Linked DNA regions of Homo sapiens: region 1 is linked to region 2. A link is an interaction called in ENCODE POLR2A ChIA-PET data of the cell type or tissue named here. Cell type or tissue: K562. All regions are shown on one strand. Each heading gives the region's core, and the rest is flanking DNA. Links, peaks and the distances in the headings are about the cores only. Region 1 overlaps BRD4 (bromodomain containing 4). Region 2 overlaps NOTCH3 (notch receptor 3).

Region 1 (13,325 bases), core at 5,189-10,188, 120 kb after region 2:
CATAAAGGGAGACAAATCAACTTACTCTAAATCCTCTGAAAATTCCCTTAACAAAGGAGTTGTGTTGACAGAGACTTCTCTAATCTGAAGAGCAACTGTTTCTCCCTGGTTCTCTAGGCATATAACCCTTTCTGCCCACCTCTCATGGAGAGTAGGCTCTGACGGCAGAAGCCCCCCCCACCAACAGCCACCACATGAAACAAACAGATACTTCAAAGCCAGAAGATCTTTGTTCAGATCCTGCCCCTGGGCAGGCACCTCAGCCCCAGGTCCATCTTCTAGGTGGATTTCGTAACATCTACCTTGTATCTGTGAGGAGTAAACAAAAGATACATAAAAGCAGCCAGCATAGCTTCTAACAGATAGACGTTTAAAAGTTCCTTCCCCTTTGACACACAAAGTCACAGGATGTGATACAGCAGTAGCCCTCAGTTACATTAGCCCTCAGCTACATTCTTAACAAAAGACACAACATAGCATGGCAGCCAGGCCTGGCATGGTCTCCAGTTGTGCCCTCCCGTTGACCAGGCTGCACAGACTGCAGAGCCTTCCAAGCTGCTCCTTCTGCAGTCCTAAATCTACTTGAGAGCCGCTGCTAAGAAAACATCAGATGGACTATACTGCTGCTCCCTACCTTCCTGAATAAACAACGTACACACGATACAGAGAAGCACTGAGCCACTGCCACCGAACCCCCCCAAACCCTGGCTTCACAGAGTTTTAAAATCGCCTTGGGGTACTGCGGTTGCTTTTCAAGTCTTTTACCCATCAAAGCCTGACGCACTTCCACACATTCCTTTGTAGTGTTTACTGGACAAGTGCAAAGAACTAAGATACGCTCTGTATTTACAGAGCTAATGGGCCTCTTTCACAGCAAGTTGACATCTCATCTGCTTTTGGACATGCCTTTGCTCAGGGATCAGGTTTAGTGGGAGATGCCCCACCTGCTGGCAAATGGAATACAGCTGTGGACTCTAACCAGGCGTCCTCACTTCCTCTGTATGAAGCCAGCCTTCGTCACAGCAGATGATGTAAGAGGCAGAAACCAGCTGGAAAATTGCAGGTGAAATGGTAATGGCAGCATATAAGGACCATGCCCAGGAAACCCAAGGGACCAGGTGCAGCACGGTGAAAGAGTGCTGCCTACATGTGTGCCCATCCACAACCTCAAGCATTTCTGCAATCCTGCCTGCAAGATGAAAGAAAAGGAAGCATTACAGGAGATTCTATTACAACCAGTGGAATCTGCAGTTGGGAGAGCCACTATGAGGCACAAGATGATGGCCTGCCTCACAAGGGTTACAGCAGCACCCAACAATCCTGAGAAAAGATCCCTCTGTGCCTGCCTCTGCAGGCCCAATGACTCATAGCCAAATTTGGACTTTATTATAAGCAACAGTTTATTAAGGTGGGCTCTGCAAAAGGCACAAACACGGGTGGAGGTCCACAAACAAAAACACTTAGCGTAAGCACTGATGGAATATTTGGCCTGTTTTTGCCTTGAATCTTAGCTAAGTATGTACAGGACTGTAGTTAACTCAACGGCTTTCAAGAAAAATGCAAAATGCTTTCTTTGCATTCTTAATATAAAAGCTTGTGGTTGGCCGGGCACGGTGGCTCACGCCTGTAATCCCAGCACTTTGGGAGGCTGAGGCGGGCAGATCACGAGCTCAGGAGATCAAGACCAGCCTGCCCAGTATCTATTAAAAATACAAAAATTAGCCCGGCACGGTGGCAGGCGCCTGTAGTCCCAGCTATTCAGGAGGCTGAAGCAGAAGAATCACTTGAACCCGGGGGGCAGCGGTTGCAGTGAGCAGAGATTGCATCACTGCACTCCAGCCTGGGCAACAGGGCGAGACTCCAACTCAAAAAAAAAAAAAAAAAAAAAAAAAAAAAAAAAAAAAAAAGCTTGTGGTCACATCCCTTCTCTCCTCACCCCACCCTGAAAAAGAGATGAAAGAAATTCTATACAGCTTCCCTAACACTTTGAACTAAGCCAAAATTATAACAATCTACTTCCCACAACCAGAAAATCAGCTTAACAGAAAGAATGCCCAATCATTCAAATATCAATCCGACTCCGCCTAAGACCCAAAGAAAGAAAACAGGTCTCACACTAAGACATCCCCAAGCAGCCCAGGATAATTTCCTAGGATTCTGGCATTTGGGTAACTGCTGGCACATCGTGTCACCTTTACAGGTCACACCCCAGGTGTAGCAACAACCCTCTTCTGCCGGCACAGAGCCCTTCCCCAGTCATGGTGGCACCACAAACACTTGCAGTAAGTGGGCACATGGGGAGCAAACATGCTCAGCTATCATGGCTGCCCACCGGGGTGGCTAGGTATCCCCCATTTTGTAGAAATAGGCAGTGTCTTCCATCTGGGAAAGAAGAGGGGCTCTTGTCAGTCCTGTCTATTCCTGATCCACGTGTCTGTCTTAAGGGAGAAGGCCCCATCACTCTATGAGAAGTGACCATCACATAGAGAATGAACAGAATGACCCCTGCCATTTTAAAAAGAATTCCCCAAGACTAATGGTTGCTGGAGAGTTCTGTAACTTTCACAGAAACTCACACAATTCCTTTCTCATGATATATGTGCTCATATACCCATCAAAGTCTTTTACCCATCAAAGCCTGACACACTTCCACACATTCCGCACACAGATTGCTATGCTATGCCCACAGCAAAGTAATCAACTCAAGAGTCCCTTGGTGGTGGTGGTGGGTAGGGGGTGAATGAAGAAGACAGGTAAGGCCTGGGACATCCCCGCCATGGCCAAGCCCAGCTAAGAAGCTGGTCGACACAATTTTCGATTTTGTGATCCCCAGCTTCAAGCATAACTCTCAATATGGACACATGTAGAGACACACACAGAACAGGGACACATTTACAGGGACATGTTTCCATGGTTCCTTCAGTGGCCCAGCATGAGTGGATTCCTTGGTATGACGTTCTGTTTCCTTTTCCCTAAGGCAAGTCTGCATTAACCAGCTGGCTTCACTCAGGAGAGTGGGGCTCAACATTCCAGTGCTATGTGTCCTTACGGCAAGTGGCCACCCACTTCTGCACTTCACCCACCCAGGCCTGTTAAGGTTCACGAGGAAAACACGACTTAATTGCTGCTCCACAGAACTGCTGTTCTACAGAGAGCGTATGAAGAGCTGCCTCTCCATCTACAAAGAGAATCCCTTGGAGTTTGCACCTGGCCAGGCACAGTGATTCATGCCTGCAATCCCAGCACTTTGGGAGGCTGAGGTGAGAGGATCACTTGAGCCCAGGAGCTGGAGACCAACTGGACAACATAGTGAAACTCCACCTCTACTAAAAAATTTTAAAATTAGCTGAGTGTGGTGGTGTGTGCCTGTAGTTCCAGCTACTCTGGTGGCTGAGGAGGGAGGACCGCTTGAACCCGGGAGGCAGAGGCTGCAGTGAGACGTCACAGCCACTGCAACTGCTGCCTGGGCGACAGAGCAAGACCCTGATCCGATAAATAAATAAAAACAAATAAAAACCTATGTGTCGGCTGGGTGTGGTGGCTCACCCCTGTAATCCCAGCACTTTAGCAGGCCAATCACTTGAGGTCAGGAGTTCAAGACCAGCCTGGCCAACATGGTGAAACCCTGTCTCCACTAAAAAAAAAAATACAAAAAGCCAGGTGTGGCGGTGGGTGCCTGTAATCCCAGCTACTTGGGAGGCTGAGGTGGAAGAATCACTTTAATCTGGGAAGCAGAGGTTGCAGTGAGCAGAGATCGTGCCACTGCACTCCAGCCTGGGTGATAGTGGGAGACTCCATCTTAACAAAAACAAAAACAAAAAATCAAACAAAACCATGTGTGGGGTAGGGCAATCACCCGTAAGACAAAATAAAAAGATAAATATATACCAAAAAAAAAAAGAAAGAAAATGCACCTGGGAAGATGCTCCCCGTCACTAGTCATGAAGAAATACAAATCACAGCCACACTGATACCACTGCAAGACTATGTGAATCCACTGCTTCCCACCCCTAAAACCCTGACAATACCAAGTGCTAGTGAAGATGAGCAACGACTAAAACTCTCATCCACTGCTGATGAGGGCGAAAAATGATGCAACCCTCCAGAAACATCTGAGAGTTTCCTGTAAAGCTAAACATGTATTTATTCCAATGACCCAGCCATCTCACTTGCAGGTCTTTAACCAAAAGAAAGAAAAACATGTTCACACAAAGAACTGCATGTGAATAGCTTTAGCAGCTTCATTAAGAATCACCAAAAACTAGAAACCATCCACGTGTCCTTCAACTGAGAAATGCAGAAAAAGCTGGGGTCTATCCATATGATGAAACACTACTCAGCAATGAAAAGAAACAACTGAAACACTCCCACTAAGTAGTCAGATGACTCTAATAAACTATGTTAACGAAAAGAAGCCTGACTCAACCTCTACCTCCCCTGCATTGTATGATGCCATTTTCCATTTAATATGACATTCTAGAAAAAGCAAAATCATAGACACAGAAAACAGATCAATCGTTGCTGAGGAGCCGGACACGGTGGCTCACGCCTGTAATCCCAGCACTTTGGGAGGCCAAGGCGGGCAAATCACGACGTCAGGAGTTCAAGACCAGCCTGACCAACATGGTGAAACCCCGCCTCTACTAAAAATACAAAAATTAGTCGGGCATGGTGGTGCGCACCTGTAATCCCAGGTACTCAGGAGGCTGAAGCAGGAGAATCACTTGAACCCGAGAGGCAGAGGTTGCAGTGAGCCGAGATCGCACCACACTGCACTCCAGCCTGGGCGACAGAGCAAGACTACGTCTCAAAACAAAAAAAAAAAAGGCTGGGTGCAGTGACTCACGCCTGTAATCCCAGCACTTTGGGAAGCCGAGGTGGACAGATCACGAGGTCAGGAGATCGAGACCATCCTGGCTAACACAGTGAAACCTCATCTCTACTAAAAATACAAAAAATTGGCCAGGCATGGTGGTGGGCGCCTGTAGTCCCAGCTACTCAGGAGGCTGAGGCAGGAGAATGGTGTGAACCTGGGAGGCAGAGGTTGCAGTAAGCCGAAGACTGTGCCACTGCACTCCAGCCTGGGCGACAGAGCGAGACTCCGTCTCAAAGAAAAAAAAAAAAAAAAAAAAAAAAGTTGCTGAGTCTCACGCCTATGGTCCCAGCACATTAGGAGGATGAGGCAGGAGTATCATTTGAGGTCAGGAGTTTGAGACCAGCCTGGCCAACATGGTAAAACTCCATCTGCACTAAAAATACAAAAATCAGCTGGACATGGTGGCGCAGGCCTGTAATTCCAGCTACTTGAGAGGTTGAGACTCCAGAATTGCTTGAACCCAGCAGGCAGAGGTTGCAGTGAGCCAAGATTACGCCACTGCCCTCCAGTCTGGGAGACAGAGTGGGACTTCATCTCAAAAAAAAAAAAGGGGAATTTTATTGCATATAAACTTAAGAGAATAAACAAACCACATGCAGTACACCACCCTGACCCCCTTTAGACCTGGTACAGAGACCCCCCAGGACTGGGAGATGCTGCTTTGCAGGGAAGGCAGACAGACCTGCAAGTGCAGCAGGCAAGGACAGCCTGGTCTGAACCACGAGCTTCCATGCTAACCTGGGGGACTCTGAGTAACAGATGTTCTCAGCCTTGTGTTTCCTGTCTGTAAAACAGAGCAGTTCGGCCACGCACGGTGGCTCACGAGGTCAACAGATCAAGGCCAGCCTGGCCAACATGGCAAAACCCTGTCTCTACTAAAAATGCAAAAATTAGCCAGGCATCGTGGCACATGCCTGTAATTCCAGCAACTCAGGAGGCTGAGGCAGGAGAATTGCTTGAGCCCAGGAGGCGGAAGTTGCAGTGAGCTGAGATCGTGCCACTGCACTCCAGCCTGGACAACTGAGCAAGACTCCGACTCAAAAAAAAAAAAAAAAAAAAAAAAAAGGATTAAAAAATTAAAAAGTGCTTTTCTGGGCCGGGCGCAGTGGTTCACGCCTGTAATCTCAGCACTTTGGGAGGCCGAGGCGGGCGCATCACGAGGTTAGGAGATCGAGACCATCCTGGCTAAAACAGTGAAACCCCGTCTCTACTAAAAAATACAAAAAAAATTAGCCAGGCGTGGTGGCGGTCACCTGTAGTCCCAGCTACTTGAGAGGCCGAGGCAGGAGAATGGCGTGAACCCGGGAGGCGGAGCTTGCAGTGAGCCGAGATCGCGCCACTGCACTCCAGCCTGGGCCACAGAGCGAGACTCCGTCGCAAAAAAAAAAAAAAAAAAAGTGCTTTTCTGAAAGGAGGGCTCTAGTTAAGGTAAACCATGGTTCTGTGACTTGTGCTTTACACTGAGAGAACAAAGCAGCAAGACCAACAATCTTAAAGGAGTAATACACAGTCCATGTAGGGTACACTACCCCTGCATTCACATCAACTGGAGAAGAGAAGCTATTTCCAGCTCAAAGTAGGGGAAAGTTAATACATAGCTATTCAAGAGTGTTTATGTACAGACAGTTAATCTTGAGAAATCCAAATTGTGTGGCTAGAACAAAGCTACTGTTTACAATATTTTTCATACTAATGCTTCCTGGAGGACCTTCCTTGGCCCCATGTTTAAATTTTGATTAAATGTCAAACTAGTAAAACTATTTGCCTATGCGGGGATGGGGCGGGGGGAGAAGACGGTTAGGCAACACAGTGCCAAATTCAAAACTCCGTACTAGCTCTGACAGCGAACACCTTTAGATTCAGAGGAGAAAAGTAGCCTTAAACAGGACAATTCAGCCTATCTACTGAGATCATCTTATCAAAAGGAGTAACTGTCATTACAATAAAATGCAATACAACAATACAATAAAATGCAACAAAGCCACGAAGAAGGAAAAAGGCTGCCCAGCATTCTAGCACCTATTTGCACAATTAGCCCACAGAGTTACTTACAAACAATATTCCCCTTATATAGTCTGTGTTCTGTTTTTGATGGGGCACTGAATACAGAACCTATCTGCCAACTTTAACTGTAATGCGATAACCAGAGCTCACACAACCACTTCTCGACTGTTTCTGTCAGGATGTTTCCAGTTTTTTAAGTATCAACATTACAGGGTTGAGAAGGACCAACAAGCATTTGATGGCTAATGATGACAAAGTCCTTGATCAAGATGCCAGCAAGAACATTCACCACAACAGACTCCATGCAGAATGCTTGGAGTGATGCCCTCTGAGCCCCAAAGCACTTGCTCTCACATTTGACCACCAAGGTAGGATGAAAGAGCTCAGGGTACAAAGAAATATCCACTCATCCGTCACAGTGAAGGATTACCTTCATTATGTCCTCTCCAGAGGTAAACCCAAAGTCCCTCTGATCGCTAACTTTTTTACACTTACCACATAATCCCAACCCACTCTATTCTTCCGCAAGTCATTCAGAGAAGGCATACGGTGGTGACATAAATGCTGACGACTACCAGGTCCCCCGGATCTCCAGCCGTCTGTTTGTTTGCCCACAGGAACACACAGTGTGTGCTGGCAATAACTAAACAAGCTTTTCTGCCCAAGGAGGCTGAGCTCACTCAGTGCCTCGAGGCTCCCCACCATAGTTACAAGTGCTGGCCTAACCAAGCTGTGCCTGGAATCAGCCTTGTCACTGTGCCGGGGGAGTAGGAAACAGTTAAAACACATTTTTATGCTTTCATTTCTATAATAAATGCATCAGATATCACATGAAATCAGCTCTAGGACTGACTGAGCACCTGCCTGCTATACATTTTCCAGGCCGCCAGTGCCCTGCCAGGGGATGTGCTGAGCAGCCAAACCCAGCCTGGCCATGATGCTTGTAGTAAGCTGGCAGACAATGTACGAGCAACAACTTTCCCAGTTAAGCGCCAACTTTCCCTGAGTGTCCACATGCTTAGGGAAGAAGGTTGGACTTAAACCAACAAGCAATTACTGAATGCTTACTGAGACATGGGGCTCAATGTGTCTGTATGCTGTATTCCGACCTCACAAGAACCTCGCACAGGGCAGGGATTAGGGTCTCAGTTTTGCAGCCAAGGAAGCTGATGCGAGAAGAAATCGGTAATTCATCTAAGGTCACACCTGACTCCTCACCTTATACCCCCAAAAAATCATTTCCTGATGGATCAAGGGCATGAATTGGAAGGGCAAAACCTTACAACTTCCAGAAGAAAATATAAAATATATTTCACTTCAGGATAGTGTTCTTCCCACCAACCGTAAAACAAAGATTCATAAATTCACCTACATTAAAATTAAGACCATCTTTTTTTTTTTTTTTTTTTTGAGACGGAGTTGTTGCCCAGGCTGGAGTGCAATGGCGCGATCTCAGCACACCACAACCTCCACCTCCTGGGTTCAAGCGATTCTCCCGCCTCAGCCTCCCGAGTAGCTGGGATTTCTCCCACCTCAGCCTCCCAAGTAGCCAGGCAGGAGCCACCACGCCTGGCTAATTTTGTATTTTTAGTAGGGACAGGGTTTCTCCATGTTAGTCAGGCTGGTCTCAAACTCCTGACCTCAGGTGATCCACCTGCCTTGGCTACCCAAGTGCTGGGATTACAGGCATGAGCCACAGCACCCAGCCTGAAATGTTATTTCTTAATAATAAGACTTGAAAGGTGAAACTGATCCATGGGCTGCTGTATGGATGTTTTAGCAGGCACGAAAACATTCACCTCCTTGTGCATGTCCATCAGAGGTCTTGGGTGACAAGGTGCATCACCAATGAGTTGTAATATTTTGAAAAATATTTTTTCTAAGCAGTAGGTCTCAACAGCGGGCTTAAAATATTCTGCAAATGATGCTGTAAACAGATGTGCTGTCACCCAGACTTTGTTTTTCCCTTTACAGAGCACAGGCAGAGTAGATTTAGCATAATTTAGATTTACCATAATTCTTAAGGTCCTTGGATATTCAGAATGGCTAATGAGCAGTAGCTTCAACTTAAAGTCATCAGCTACAGTAGCCCCTAATGAGAGGCAGCCTGTCCTTTGAAGCCAAGTATTGATTTTTCTACAGCTATAAAAGCCTAGATGGCATTTTCTTCCAATAAACTATTTTGTCTACACTAAAATGTTTACTGTAGCCACCTTTATCAATTATCTTAGCTAGATCTGGATAACTTGCTACAGTTTTTCCATCAGCACTTGCTGCTTCACCTTGCACTTTTATGTTTTGGAGATGGCTTCTTTCCTTAAACCTCATGAACCAACCTCTGCTGGCTTCAAACTTTTCTTCTGCAGCTTTCTCACCTCTTTCAGCCTCCAAAGAATTGAATAGAGTTACTACGGCCTTGCTAGATTAGGCTTTGGCTTAAGGGAATATTGCAGCTGACCTGATCTATCCAGACCACTACAACTTTCTCCATGTCAGCAATAAGGTTGTTTCACTTTCTTATCACTCAGGCATTCACTGGAGTCACACTTTTAATTTCCTTCGAGAACTCCTTTGCATTCACAATCTGGCTAACTCTCTGGCTTAAGCAGCCTAGCTTTTGGCTTTCAAAATATGTTATTGGCCTTTTAGCGTTGTTAAAGGGTATTGCTCTGTCATCCAGGCTGGAGTGCAGTGGCATGATCACAGCTCGCTGCAGCCTCAACCTCCTAGGCTCAAGCAATCCTCCCATCTCAGCCTCCCAAGTAGCTGGGACCACAGGCGTGTGCCACCATGCCTGGCTACTTTTTCCATTTTTTTTATGAAGACGAGGCCTCACTATGTTGCCCAGGCTGGTCTCAAACTCTTGTCCTCAAGCGATCCTCCCACCTACGCCTGCCAAAAAATGCTAGGATTACAGGCATGAACCCCACGCCTGGCCATTTTTAGCTTCTGACTTGGTGTGAGAGACGCGAGACCCTTCCTTTCATCTGAACACTTTAAAGGCTATTATAGGGTTATTAACCGGCCTAATTTTAAGACAGTTGTGTCTCAAGGAATAGAGAGGTCTGAGGAGAGGAAAAGAGATGGGAAATAGTCAGTAGCTGGAGCAGTCAGAACACAAACATTTATAGACTGAATTCACCTTCTTAGATGGACATGGTTTGTGGTTCCCCAAAACTATGATAATGACACCCAAAATCACTGATCACGAATCATAACAGATATAATAGTCTGAAACGTTGGTCACATTACCAAAATGTGACACAGAGATGAAGTGAGCACACGCTGTTGGAAAAATGGCACTGATAAAAGACTTGCTCAATGCAGGGTCACCACAAATTCTCAATTTGTAAATAAAAAAACCGCAATTATCTGCAAAGCACAATAAAACGAGGTATACCTATACATGCAACAAACACAAAACCGGTAAACTCAAAATTCAGGATGGGCAAGGAAATGAAGTAGGGAAAGGAACACACACAGGAAGCAGAGGTGACTGAACTGGTCAGGCCAAGTCTCCTCAAGTTGAGTGACACAAATCAGAATCACTCAAAATTGAAAGGCTAACCAAAACACTGCACCGTCAATCACCTACAGCACCTTCAGTGAAGTAAGAGCGCTGCAGGGTGGGTAGGAGCAATTCCCTCTGCTGTGCTTGACCCTCATCAGTAACAAGCAGAGCTAACTCTGACAGGTGGATGGAGTGCTTCTGCTACCCAATCTCACTGACAGGGAAACAGGATCAAAGATTAAGCAACCTGCTCCAGATCACTGCCAATGTCTCCAAATTCCAGTGGGTGAATGTCCATTTTGAGCTTCAGTACCACTAGTCACAGTGGTACTCATCTGTGCACCTGCTTAGGTAGTATATTCCATTTTCAGCAAGTTCTAATTGCCCATATAAAACACATCAGAGGTACAGAGATCTTTAAGCACAAAATGCAACACTGAGTCTATCTCATGCCCTTTCCAGGACAAGACAATGCCAAAAAGGAAAAAAGCCTGGGCGCGGAAGTGAGCACCTATAGTCCCAACTACTTGAGAGGCTGAGGAGGGAAGAGGATGTCCTGAGCCCAGGAGTTCTGGGCTATATTGCATGGTGCCAATCAGGTGGCCGCACTACGTTTGGCATCAGTGTGGTGACCTCCAAGGAGTGGGTACTACCAGATTGCCTAAGAAGGGGTGAACCAGCCCAGGTCGGCCAGATGTGGTGGCTCACACTTGTAATCCCAGCATTTTGGGAGGCCCTGGCGGGCGGATCGCTTGAGGCCGGGAGTTCGAGACCAGCCTGGCCAACAAGGCAAAACCCCAACTATATTAAAATACAAACATTAACTGGGCATGGTGGCGGGCATCTGTAATCTCAGCTACTCAGGAGGCTGTGGCACAAGAACTGCTTGAACCCGGGAAACAGGCTGCAGTGAGCCAAGACTGTGCCACTGCACTCCAGCCTGCACAAAAGAGTGAGTGAGACTCCGTCTCAAAAAAAAAAAAAAAAAAAAAGTTGCGGGGCCGGGGGGGGGGGGGGGGGTGGGTCGCGTAGTGAAGAAAAAAAAGAAAGGGGGCAAGTCAAAACTCCCATACCTATCAGCAGTGGGGTCATGCATGTGACTCACCACTGTACTCCAGCCTGGGCAACACAGTGGAGACCTCGTCTCTTAAAACGGTAGGTTGGCTGGGCGCGGTGGCTCACCCCTGTAATCCCAGCACTTTGGGAGGCCCAGGCGGGTGAATTACGATGTCAGGAGTTCGAGAGCAGACTGGCCAATGTGGTGAAACCCTGTCTCTACTAAAAATACAAAAATTAGCTGGGTGTGGTGGCGTGCACCTGTAGTCCCAGCTACTCAGGAGGCTGAGGCAGAACAATCGCTTGAACCCAGGAAGCGGACGTTGCAGTGAGCCAAGATTGCGCCACTGCACTCCCGCCTGGGCAACAGAGCGAGAGTCTACCTAAAAAAAAAAAAAAGTAATAGTATAAGCTGTGACACTGGATGAAGAAAGTGGCAAAAATAAAAATTTGTAAGAAAAAAATTGAGGACATAAATTTTTAAAAAGGGGGCAAAAAACATAAGCTGAAACTCCTTAAACTTTAAACATCTGGGCTGGGCGCGGTGGCTCAAACTTGTAATACCAGCACTTTGGGAGGCCGAGGCGGGAGGATCACGAGGTCAGGAGTTTGAAACCAGCCTGCCCAGCATGGTGAAACCCCGTCTCTACTAAAAATACAAAAAATTAGCCGGGCATGGTGGCACACGACTGTAGCCCCAGCTACTTGGGAGCCTGAGGCAGGAGAATTGCTTCAACCCAGCAGGTGAAGGTTGCAGTGAGCCAAGATTGCACCACTGCACTCCAGCCTGGGAGACAGAGCAAGACTCCATCTCAACAAACAAACAAACAAACAAACAAAAATAAAAACTTTAGGGCCGGGTGCGGTGGCTCACACCTGTAATCCCAGCACTTTGGGAGGCTGAGGCGAGCAGATCACAAGGTCAGATCAAGACCATCCTGGCTAACACGGCGAAACCCCATCTCTACTAAAAATACAAAAAATTAGCCAGGCGTGGTGGTGGGCGCCTGTAATCCCAGCTACTCGGGAGGCTGAGGCAGGAGAATGGCATGAACCCAGGAGGTGGAGCTTGCAGTGAGCAGAGCAGAGATTGTGCCACTGTACTCCAGCCTGGGCGACAGAGCAAGACTCCACCTCCAAAAAAAAAAAAAAAAAACCAACAAACTGTCAATCTCTGGTAGGTTTAAAAGGAATCTTTGCTATCATCTAAAAGACAAACAACAATTGTCGGCAAAGATGTGGAGAAACTGGAACCCTCATATGTCCAGCAATGTAAAATGGGGCAGCCACTGTAAAACAGTCTGGCAGTTCCTCCAAAAGGTTAAAACATAAATAATGAATGTCCCAGAAATTCCTCCCCTACGCATATGCCAAGAGAAAGGGAAACATTTCTACATAAAAAGTGTGTGTGGGCACTCACAGAGGTATTATTCATAAGAGCCAAAAACTAGAAACCAAAATATCCATGAACTGATGAACGGATAGTGTCATTTCTAAGGATACAACCAGATTTTCTGAAATTGGGGGTAGGGGAGGGGAATCAAAGATGTTTCCTTCTCAAGGAGCAAACCGGGTAGTGTGGCAATCAATTCTGAGGCTCCATGCTGCCCTTCCAAGGACTGAGGTACTGTACCCAAGAATCACTGTGCCGGAGTGAAGGACAAAGCAATCAAGTCATCCAGGCACAAGTCACAGAACACTGAGTGCGGAGAGAGGCAGAGCTTGCCAATCTGGCTTCACCGGGGGCTCCTCTCACCTGTTCTCTGTCTGCTCAAGAGTTGGTAAGCACCCTCGCACTTAAAACATTCCAAAACCCAAGCTTTTGTGGTTACATTCTGAGGCAATGCATAGAGAAATGTTAATTCTGTGAGCCTTTTC
Region 2 (9,004 bases), core at 3,844-8,843:
GCTCAGGCACTCATCCACATCGCGGGCGCATCGTGGGCCGGCGAAACCAGGGAGGCAGGAGCAGGAAAAGGAGCCCACGCCGTCTTGGCACGAGCCACCGTTCAGGCATGGGTCTGCGGACAGGAGGAAGGCGGTCTGGTCACCTACCTTGCCCCCATTAGCCCAGTCTGACTGGGATATGCCTTGGATTGAGAAGAATTCAGGAGGAAACCAGGTTCAACTGGGATGGGGTGCATTTGGTCAGAGGAATCTAAATCCATCCCCTTCTGTGGCCTCGTCCCCTCCTTTATCTGGAAACCTCACCTATGTGGCAAGGGCAGGATGTTGGGAAAACCAAAAGGTCCCTTTAAGCTGCCAAGCAAACGCTGCTAATTGTGCCTGATCTAATTCCTGTGCTTGGAACAGGACAAGGACAGTGGCCATTAGCCACATGTGGCTACTGAGTCCTTGAAATTGTGACTAAATGGAGATGTGCTATAAATGTAAAATACATACTGGGTTTCAGATTTTGAAGACTTGGTATGAAAAAAAAAATAGGCTGGGCGTGGTGGCACACACTTGTAATCCCAGCACTTTGGGAGGCCGAGGTGGGCAGATCACTTGAGCTCAGGAGTTCGAGACCAACCTGGGCAACATGGCAAGACCCCATTTCTATAAAAAATACAAAAATTAGCTGGGCATGATGGTGCACACCTGTAGTCCCAGCTAGTGGGGAGGCTGAGACGGGAGGATCACTTGAGCCTGGGAGGTCAAGGCTGCAGTGAGTCATGATCGCACCACTGCACTCCAGTCTGGGCGACAGAGTGAGAACTTGTCTCAAAAAAAAAAAAGGAAACAATGTAAAATATCTCATTAACAATTTTATACTGGTTACATGTTGAAATGATATGTTAATATATTGGGTTAAATAGATTATATACATTTATTTATTTATTTATTTATTTACTTTTATTTTTATTTTTATTTTTTTTGAGATGGGGTTTCGCTCTTGTTGCCCAGGCTGGAGTGCAATGGCACGATCTCAGCTCACCACAACCTCCGCCTCCCGGGTTCAAGTGATTCTCCTACCTCAGCCTCCTGAGTAGCTGAGATTACAGGCATGTGCCACCACGCCCAGCTAATTTTGTGTTTTTAGTAGAGACGGGGCTTCTCCATGTTGGTCAGGCTGGTCTCAAACTTCTGACCTCAGGTGATCCACCTGCCTCAGCCTCCCAAAGTGCTGGGATTACCGGTGTGAGCCACTGCGCCCAGCCGATTATATACATTCAATAAATTAAATTTAAATATATTAAATTTGGTCAGGCACAGTGGCAGCAGTCTGAGAGTCCAAGGCAGGAGGATGGCTTGAGGCCAGGAGTTTGAGACCAGCCTAGACAACGCAGTGAGACCCCATCTCTACAGAATTAAAATAAAAATATTAGCTAGGCATGTAGTGAGTGCCTGTAATCCTAGCTACTCAGGAGGTTAAGACAGGAGGAATGCCTCAGCCCAGGAGTTCGAGACTGCACTGAGCCAAGATCGCACCACTGCACTCCAGCCTGGGCGACAGAGCCTCACTCTGAATACATAATAAATAAATAAATATAAAATATTAAATTTAATATCTCCCATTTCTGTTTATTTTTTAATGTGGCTACTAGAAAATTTAAAATTGCATATGTGGCTTGTGTTATTTATCTGTTTGGCAGCACCCCTTTTTGTTTGTTTGTTTGTTTGTTTGTTCGTTTTTGAGACGGAGTTATGCCTTGTTGCCCAGGCTGCAGTACAATGACACAATCTCAGCTCACCGTAATCTCCACCTCCAAGGTTCAAGTGATTCTCCTGCCTCAGCCTCCCAAGTAGCTGGGATTACAGGCATGCGCCACCATGCCCTGCTAATTTTGTATTTTTAGTAGAGATGGGGTTTCTCCATGTTGGCCAGGCTGGTCTCAAACTCCTGACCTCAGGTGATCCGCCCACCTTGGCCTCCCAAAGTGCTGAGATTACAGGTGTGAGCCACCTCGCCCGGCCTCTGGGGGGCCTTTTATCTCATACTTTGCACATGATATTAACTCGATTGCTCTCAAAGACAGTGCACTTAGGTCGGGTGTGGTTGCTCACGCCTGTAATCCCAGCACTTTGGGAGGTGGAGACAGGTAGATTGCTTGAGCCCAGGAATTGGAGACCACCGTGGGCAACATGGCGAAACTCCGTCTCTACAAAAAACACAAAATATTAGCTGGGCGCTGTGGTGTGCGCCTATAGTCGCAGCCACTGGGGAGGCTGAGGTGCTTGAGCCCAGAAGGCAGAGGTTGCAGTGAGCGATGATTGCAACACTGCACTCCAGCGACAGAGCTAAGACTCTGTCTCAAAAAAAAAAAAAAAAAAAAAAAAAAAAGAGGCAGCACACAGACTCCAAGGTTCTAAGCCCAGCTCATTCCCTAACTCGTTCCATGGGCTTGCACAAGAAGTCACTCAACCTCCTCGGGCCTCAGTTTCCATATAAATAAAACGGGAAAAGTAAGATAACTGTGAAGATGAAATGACAGCACAGTGCCAGGCACACAGTTCAAGCTTAATGACTGTGTTCCCCAGAGCAGCACCCCCAAGAGCTCCCCTGCACTCACTGGGGTCACAGTCATTGATGTCCTGATCGCAGGAAGGGCCAGTGTACCCTCCATGGCAGGTGCAGCTGAAACTCCCTGCCAGGTTGGTGCAGATACCATGAGGGCCACAGGGTGCGGGGCCAGCACACTCGTCCACATCCTGCTGGCATCGTGGGCCTGGGGGTAGGGAGCAAGGTTACACCTAGGGTTACAGGGTACAGAGCAGGGTCTCAGGGACCTGGGGCTCAGGAAGAACCTGCAGGCCGAGATGGGTGAAGGCAAAATAAGCCGTGCTGTCATTCGTGTCTGGGCATTTTGCATATGCAGTTTCAGAATGGCCGTCTCCCTGTCTCAGTAGGTGGCAAATACCTACTATGAGGTCTGCTCCTCCAGGAAGCTGTACCCTAAACCCCGCCCTAAGTCCCAGCATCTCTAGCCCCATAACTCTTCCTCTTCCAAGGGCTGACCCACACAGGCTGCATATCAGTGTCCAGCTCTGTCCTTCCAAGAAGGAAGCCCCTCTCAAAGGCAGGGCTGGGGATGGGTCCCTCTCTGGATCCCCAGCATCATCCCTGATAGGGTAGGGGGCAGAGGAGATGGAGAGGAGGAGGGAAGAGAAGCAGGTGGCATACCTTGCCAGCCCTGGGGGCAGGAGCAGACAGGCAGCTGGCCAGGGGCAGACTCGCAGCGGCCCCCATGCTCACAGGGGTTCGGGGTGCAGGGGGAGAGGAGTTCACACTGACGTCCTGTTGGGGGTGGAAGAGAGGGAAGCAGAGATAGCCTTGAGGGACTCCCTGATCCCATCTCCCCCCACCTCCCCCAACCCCAGGGTCCCCACCTTGATACCCACCTCCCAAGCTCCTGGAGGGAAATGATTGAAAGCAAAAAAGAAGCTAACATAGCGGGAGGAGAGAGTAGAGGAGAAGAGAGATGAGAAGGCCCATGGTGTTGGTGGGGCTGCAGAGGGAAGGTGAGGTACACACCCTGGACACCAGGCGGGCAGGTGCAGTGGAAACCCATTCCATCGCTGCTGCATGTCCCACCGGCCCTGCACGGCTGGGACTCACAGGCGTCTCGGGCCAGGCTCTGGCTGCAGCGGGGGCCACTCCAGCCAGGCTCACACACACAGCGGAACCTGGCAGGGGAAGGTAGTCAGGCCAGGGAGGTGGGCCAGGGAGAGGGGGCAGTGTCTGAGGCTGAGAAGGGCCCTCACCCGCCAGGTGCATCATAGCAGATGCCGTGACTGCAGGGCTCATGGGCACAGGGATGGCTCGGGGGGAGGCAGAGTGGGGGCAAGGAGCCAGGCGGGCAGAGGCAGCGGAAGCCATTTTCCCCATCCACACAGGAACCTCCCTCGCCGCATGGGCTGGAAGCACACTCATTGATCTCCACGTTACAAAGGGGCCCTGGGGAGTACACAAGCAATCTCATCTCAGAACAAAGTCAGCAGGGACAACCAGGGAGGGACGACGTGACCCCACTTAGCACACCCACACCCCCGAGCAATGACCTCTTTTTCATAACGCATCAGCTCTTGTGCAGATTAGGACACCCGCCTCCTCAACCAAGAGCTGACTTGCCCCAGATCATTCTGGTCCCCAAACTTCCATGAAGTCCCTTTCTTTTTCTTTTCTTCTTCTTCTTATTTTTTGAGATGGGGTCTCACTCTGTCGCCCGGGCTGGACTGCAGTGGCATGATCATAGCTCACCACAGCCTCCACTTCCTGGGCTCAAGCGATTCTCCCACCTCAGCCTCCCGAGTGGCTGGGACTACAGTTGCGCACCACCACGTCTGGCTAATTGTGTGTGCATGTGTGTGCGTGTTTATCTACGTATTGACTAATCTGGCTTTGGGAGTGTGTTTATTTTTTGTAGAGACAGGGTTTCATTATGTTGCCCAGGCTAGTCTCGAACTCCTGGGCTCAAGTGATCCTCATGTCTCAGCCTCCCAAAGTGCTGGGGGATTACAGACATGAGCCAACACACCTAGCAAAGTCACATTCATTTCCACTAAGGATTAGTTTAGACCCATTCAGAAATAACCTAGTCACTGAGTTTGGACACTTTCATCTATGTTCCAGAATAATCTTTTTGTTTGTTTTTGTATGTGTGTGTGTGTGTGTGTGTGTGTGTGTGTGTGTGTGTGTTTGAAATGAAGTCTCACTCTGTCGCCCAGACTGGAGTACAGTGGCACAATCTTGGCTCACTGCCGCCTCCGCCTCCTGAGGTCAAGCAATTCTCCTGCCTCAGCCTCCCGAGTAGCTAGGACTACAGGCGCCCACCACCACACCCGACTAATTTTTGTATTTTTAGTAGAGATGGGGCTTCGCAACGTTGGCCACGCTGGTCTCGAACTCCTGACCTCAAGTGATCCACTTGCCTTGGCCTCCCAGAGCGCTGGGATTACAGGCGTGAGCCACCGCGCCCAGCCTGCAGAATAATCTCGAAACAACCTTATGCCAATGAGACAGCACAGACTCAGGGCAAAGCACGGACAACCTCGTTGGACAAGAGTCTGCAAAGATACGGGCAAAACAGGCCCACAGAGACGAGTGACTTCACCCTCGATCTAAGGACCCCCTCTCATGGCAGCCACTTGCCCACCTGTGAAGCCAGGTTGGCAGACACAGTCGTAGCGGTTGATGCCATCACGGCAGACTCCAAAGGTGCAGGGGTTGCTGGCACAGTCGTCAATGTTCACTTCGCAGTTCACACCTAGGGGCCAGGAACATGGCATGGAGTGGCCACCACTGTGCCCCACTAGATGCACCATTCCCAAACCCTCTGTGCCCCTCCAGGTGTGCTGTTTCTGCCCCAGCCCCCGGTCCCACCTGTGGTCCCAGAAGGGCAGCGGCAGAGGTACTTGTCCACCAGGTCTAGGCATTTGCCGCCATGGCGGCAGGGCTGGCTGCGGCATTCGTCCACCTGGCTCTCGCAGCGTGTGCCCGTGTAGCCAGGAGCACAGGCACATGAGAAGCTGGCGATGCCATCCACGCAGCGACCATGGTGGCATGGGTCAGGGGAGCAGTCGTCCACGTTGCGATCACACAGCGTGCCCTCAAAGCCTGTGGGGCCAAGAGGGTCAGGCTCCGCCCACTTGCCAGGGGCCTGCCCACAAGTGAGGCCTCGGACCAATCCTGGTTCAGCTCTATCTGAGGCCCTGCCCATCAAGCTGTCAGGAGGCGAGCTCAATACAGGCCCCACCCCCCACCCCCCACTTACTTCCACTCCACCCCACTACAAGCTCCAGAATTTGTCCCTAGCCAAGACTCTCCCACAGTTAAATCCCGCCCCCAGCTGTGGCCCCACCTCCAGCCCTGTTTCTGCCCCACCCTCCACTGGAGATGGGAGCACATGGCAGGTGCCAGGGGAAGGTATTGGGCCCTCCCCATTCAGTTACAGGCACCCTGTGCCCAGCCCAACACTTTGGCTCCACACGTAGCCTTATGTCAGTCTATATGCATTATTGGCTCCACCCCCCAACTCTGTCACTGGGTCCTGCCTTGCTACAACCCCGCCCCCAAGCTCTCCCCAAGTCTGTTATTGGCCCTGTCGCCCACAAGCCCCGCCTCCTGATTCTTGTCGGACTGTCATTGGCCCGCCTCACCCTCGGCACAGCGGCACTCGTAGCCATCGGGCTGGTCCACGCATTTGGCGCCATTCCTGCAGGGCGTGCTGGCGCATTCGTCCACGTCCAGCTGACACGTGGAGCCGCTGAAGCCTGGGGTGGGGAGTGGGATGAGCAGAGGCCCAGAAAGGGTGAGAGCAGTACACCCCTCTCCAGCCCCGCCTTGTTTGGGTGGAAAAACCCATTTACTTGGATTTAAATTAACTTCAATGTTTCATAACATATGGTTTCTATTGTAAGTTATCCGCTAACGTGGTTTTACAGGTTCCCACCCTGGAGTTTTTGCCCCTTCCCAGACATGTCTTTTCGGGCTCCCTCTCCTGAGGTCCTCACCCGAGGGGCAGGTGCAGCTGAAGCCATTGACTCGGTCCTTGCAGACCCCACCGTTGACACAGGGGCTACTCTGACACTCGTCAATGTCCACCTCGCAATAGGTTCCTGTGAAGCCTGGGGCAGGGAATAGGGCTTAGGAAAGCGGGGGCTACCCTATGGTGTGAACGGGGTGCAAGGAAGGAGGTACTTCCCTTCCTACTCATCGACAAATCCCCCGAGCCTTCGTCCCCACCTCTACACTCCCAGCCCAACCTTAATTTTCAGCCACAGGCTGGACTGTCACCCAGCCGTGGTCCCAACTGGCCCAAGGCTCATGGGTGTCCGCAGAGGCCTTGCCTTCAAACCCCTCCTCCTCTCCCCAGTCCTCAGACTAAGCCCTTTCCCCAGTCCCCAGCCCCCAGCCCCAGGGCCCCCCATAGCCTTTGCCCAGGCTTACTGCAAGCTTGTCTGCAGGCTTCACCTTGACCTCACAGCAGCCCCGACTCTGCCTCTCTATCCCCAACCCCTTCCCGAGTGGGTCCTAAGGCCAAGAATACTCCCAGCCCACCTGAGGTTCTACTGACTCCATTTGACCAAGCCCCCAGAATCACACAGTATTCCCTTCTGGTCCTGACCCCACCTCCTTCCAGGCTTCAGTCTCTAAGGGTCCCACTCCAAACCCACTTACACCCCATTCTGCTCAGCTCCCCATCCGCGGGCTTCTCTGTCCCCGCCCCCTGCCTCAGGACCCGCCCAGGCCACGCCCACCACCCACCTGCCATACAGATACAGGTGAACTGGCCTATGCGGTCGAGGCACGTGGCCTGGTTTCGGCAGGGCCCCGACAGACACTCGTTGACATCGGTCTCACAGCGAGGTCCAGTGTAGCCACGACCGCACTGGCACAGGAAGGAGCCCTGCGTGTTCACGCACCTGCCCAAGTGCTCGCAGGGGTTGGCGCCTGCCGGATGGAGTGCGATCGGTGTGGGCGTGGCTGGCCGGGACCCCCTCCTCTCCCCTCTTTCCCAGCCCATTCACAGACGATGGAGCTCCCCTCACCGATAGAGCACTCGTCCACATCCTGGTCACATGCCCCACCCGTGAAGCCGGGAGGACAGGTGCAAATGGCCCGGCCGTTCACCGGATTTGTGTCACAGATAGCATCCTCGTGGCAGGGGTTGCTGACACAGGCGTCATCCAGGTGACACAGGAGGCCTGGGAAGTGGTAAGCAGAAGTCATAGGCAGATCTTCCTGCTCTGCCCAAAAGGCCCACACCCCTTGAGTATTGTTTTGTCGTTGTTGTTGTTTTGTTTTGTTTTTTGAGACGAAGTTTCGCTCTTGTTGCCCAAGCTGGAGTACAATAGCGCGATCTTGGCTCACTGTAACCTCCACCTCCCAGGTTCAAGCGATTCTCCTGCTCAGCCTCCCGAGTAGCTGGGATTACAGGCATGTGCCACCACGCCCGGCTAATTTTTTGTATTTTTAGTAGAAACGGGGTTTCACCAAGTTAGCCAGGTTGGTCTCAAACTCCTGACCTCAGGTGATCTGCCTGCCTCAGCCTCCCAAAGTGCTGGGATTACAGGCGTGAGCCACCGCGCCCGGCCTGTTGTTTTTATTAAACCTAAACAGTATTTAGTAGCTGCTTTTTTAATCCATTTATTATGAGAACTATCAAACATACAGAAAAGTTGACCATTCATATACCCACCACCTAGATTCAACTATTGTTAGCTTAATCTACCAATCTTCTTTTCTAAACCATTTAAAAATAAATTGCAGACCGGGCACAGTGGCTCACGTCTATAATCCTAGCACTTTGGGAGGCCAAGGTGAGTGCATCGCTTGAGTTCAAGAGTTCAAGACCAGCCTGGGCAATATAGTGAGACCCGTCTCTACAAAAAATACAAAGCTTAGCCGGGCATGGTGGCGCACGCCTGTAATCCCAGCTACTTGGGGGACTGAGGTGGGAGGATCACTTGAGCCCAGGAAGTCGAGGCTGCAGTGAGCTGAGATCATGCCACTGTACTCCAGCCTGGGTGACAAAGTGAGACTCTGTCTCAAAAATAAAATAAAATAAATTGCAAACATCCACATATTGTTTTAAAACCTTTTGACTCTTCTGATTACAAAAGGGTCCTACACTCCAGCCTTTGCTTCTGTAATACCCTCTGCCATGTATGCCCTCTTTCTATATCCACGTTCCCCTCCTAAACATGTTCTCTGATCTTTGCCACTTCCAAAGGTAACTCCCAGGAGTTCCCCATTCCAATGGCTTCTGCCCTGAGCCATGCATCAGTGCAATGTCAGCCTCCTCCCAAGCCTCTCCCAGGCTTACACTTCCCCACTAAAGCTGCCTCCAGCATCATCTTTTTTTCTCTCTCTTTTTTGTTATACACGGTCTTACACTGTCTCCCAGGCTGGAACGCAGTGGCTCAGTCTCAGCTCACTGCAACCTCCACCTTCTGGGCTCAAGCCATC

Evidence for each region. Peaks named below come from ENCODE experiments on the same cell type or tissue, not always from the same donor. Only the 100,000 strongest peaks of a DNase experiment are listed, where the experiment ranks them.
Region 1: POLR2A ChIA-PET joins it to region 2 with 5 read pairs; 4 of 35 experiments call an interaction of 5 or more read pairs at or near these places.

Annotation. Positions count from the first base shown.
Region 1 is chr19:15,296,754-15,310,078 of GRCh38, forward strand. The region is part of intron 1 of BRD4 (bromodomain containing 4); the gene reads right to left. Among named protein-coding and RNA genes, the nearest start is that of BRD4, 29 kb to the right of the region's middle. RefSeq lists enhancers at 2,231-2,758, 3,185-3,892. In K562, for the core only: no CTCF peak of the experiment used is centred there; no DNase peak of the experiment used is centred there.
Region 2 is chr19:15,181,689-15,190,692 of GRCh38, forward strand. NOTCH3 (notch receptor 3) reads right to left here. Exons shown (of 33, transcript NM_000435.3): 7 at 7,585-7,740; 8 at 7,301-7,486; 9 at 6,547-6,660; 10 at 6,193-6,306; 11 at 5,417-5,650; 12 at 5,190-5,300; 13 at 3,799-3,991; 14 at 3,569-3,720; 15 at 3,218-3,331; 16 at 2,607-2,762; 17 at 1-113. Among named protein-coding and RNA genes, the nearest start is that of MIR6795, 6.8 kb to the left of the region's middle. RefSeq lists enhancers at 1-16, 17-535, 3,784-4,284. In K562, for the core only: no CTCF peak of the experiment used is centred there; DNase peaks (open chromatin) are centred at 5,733 and 6,103; H3K27me3 peaks cover 2,200 bases.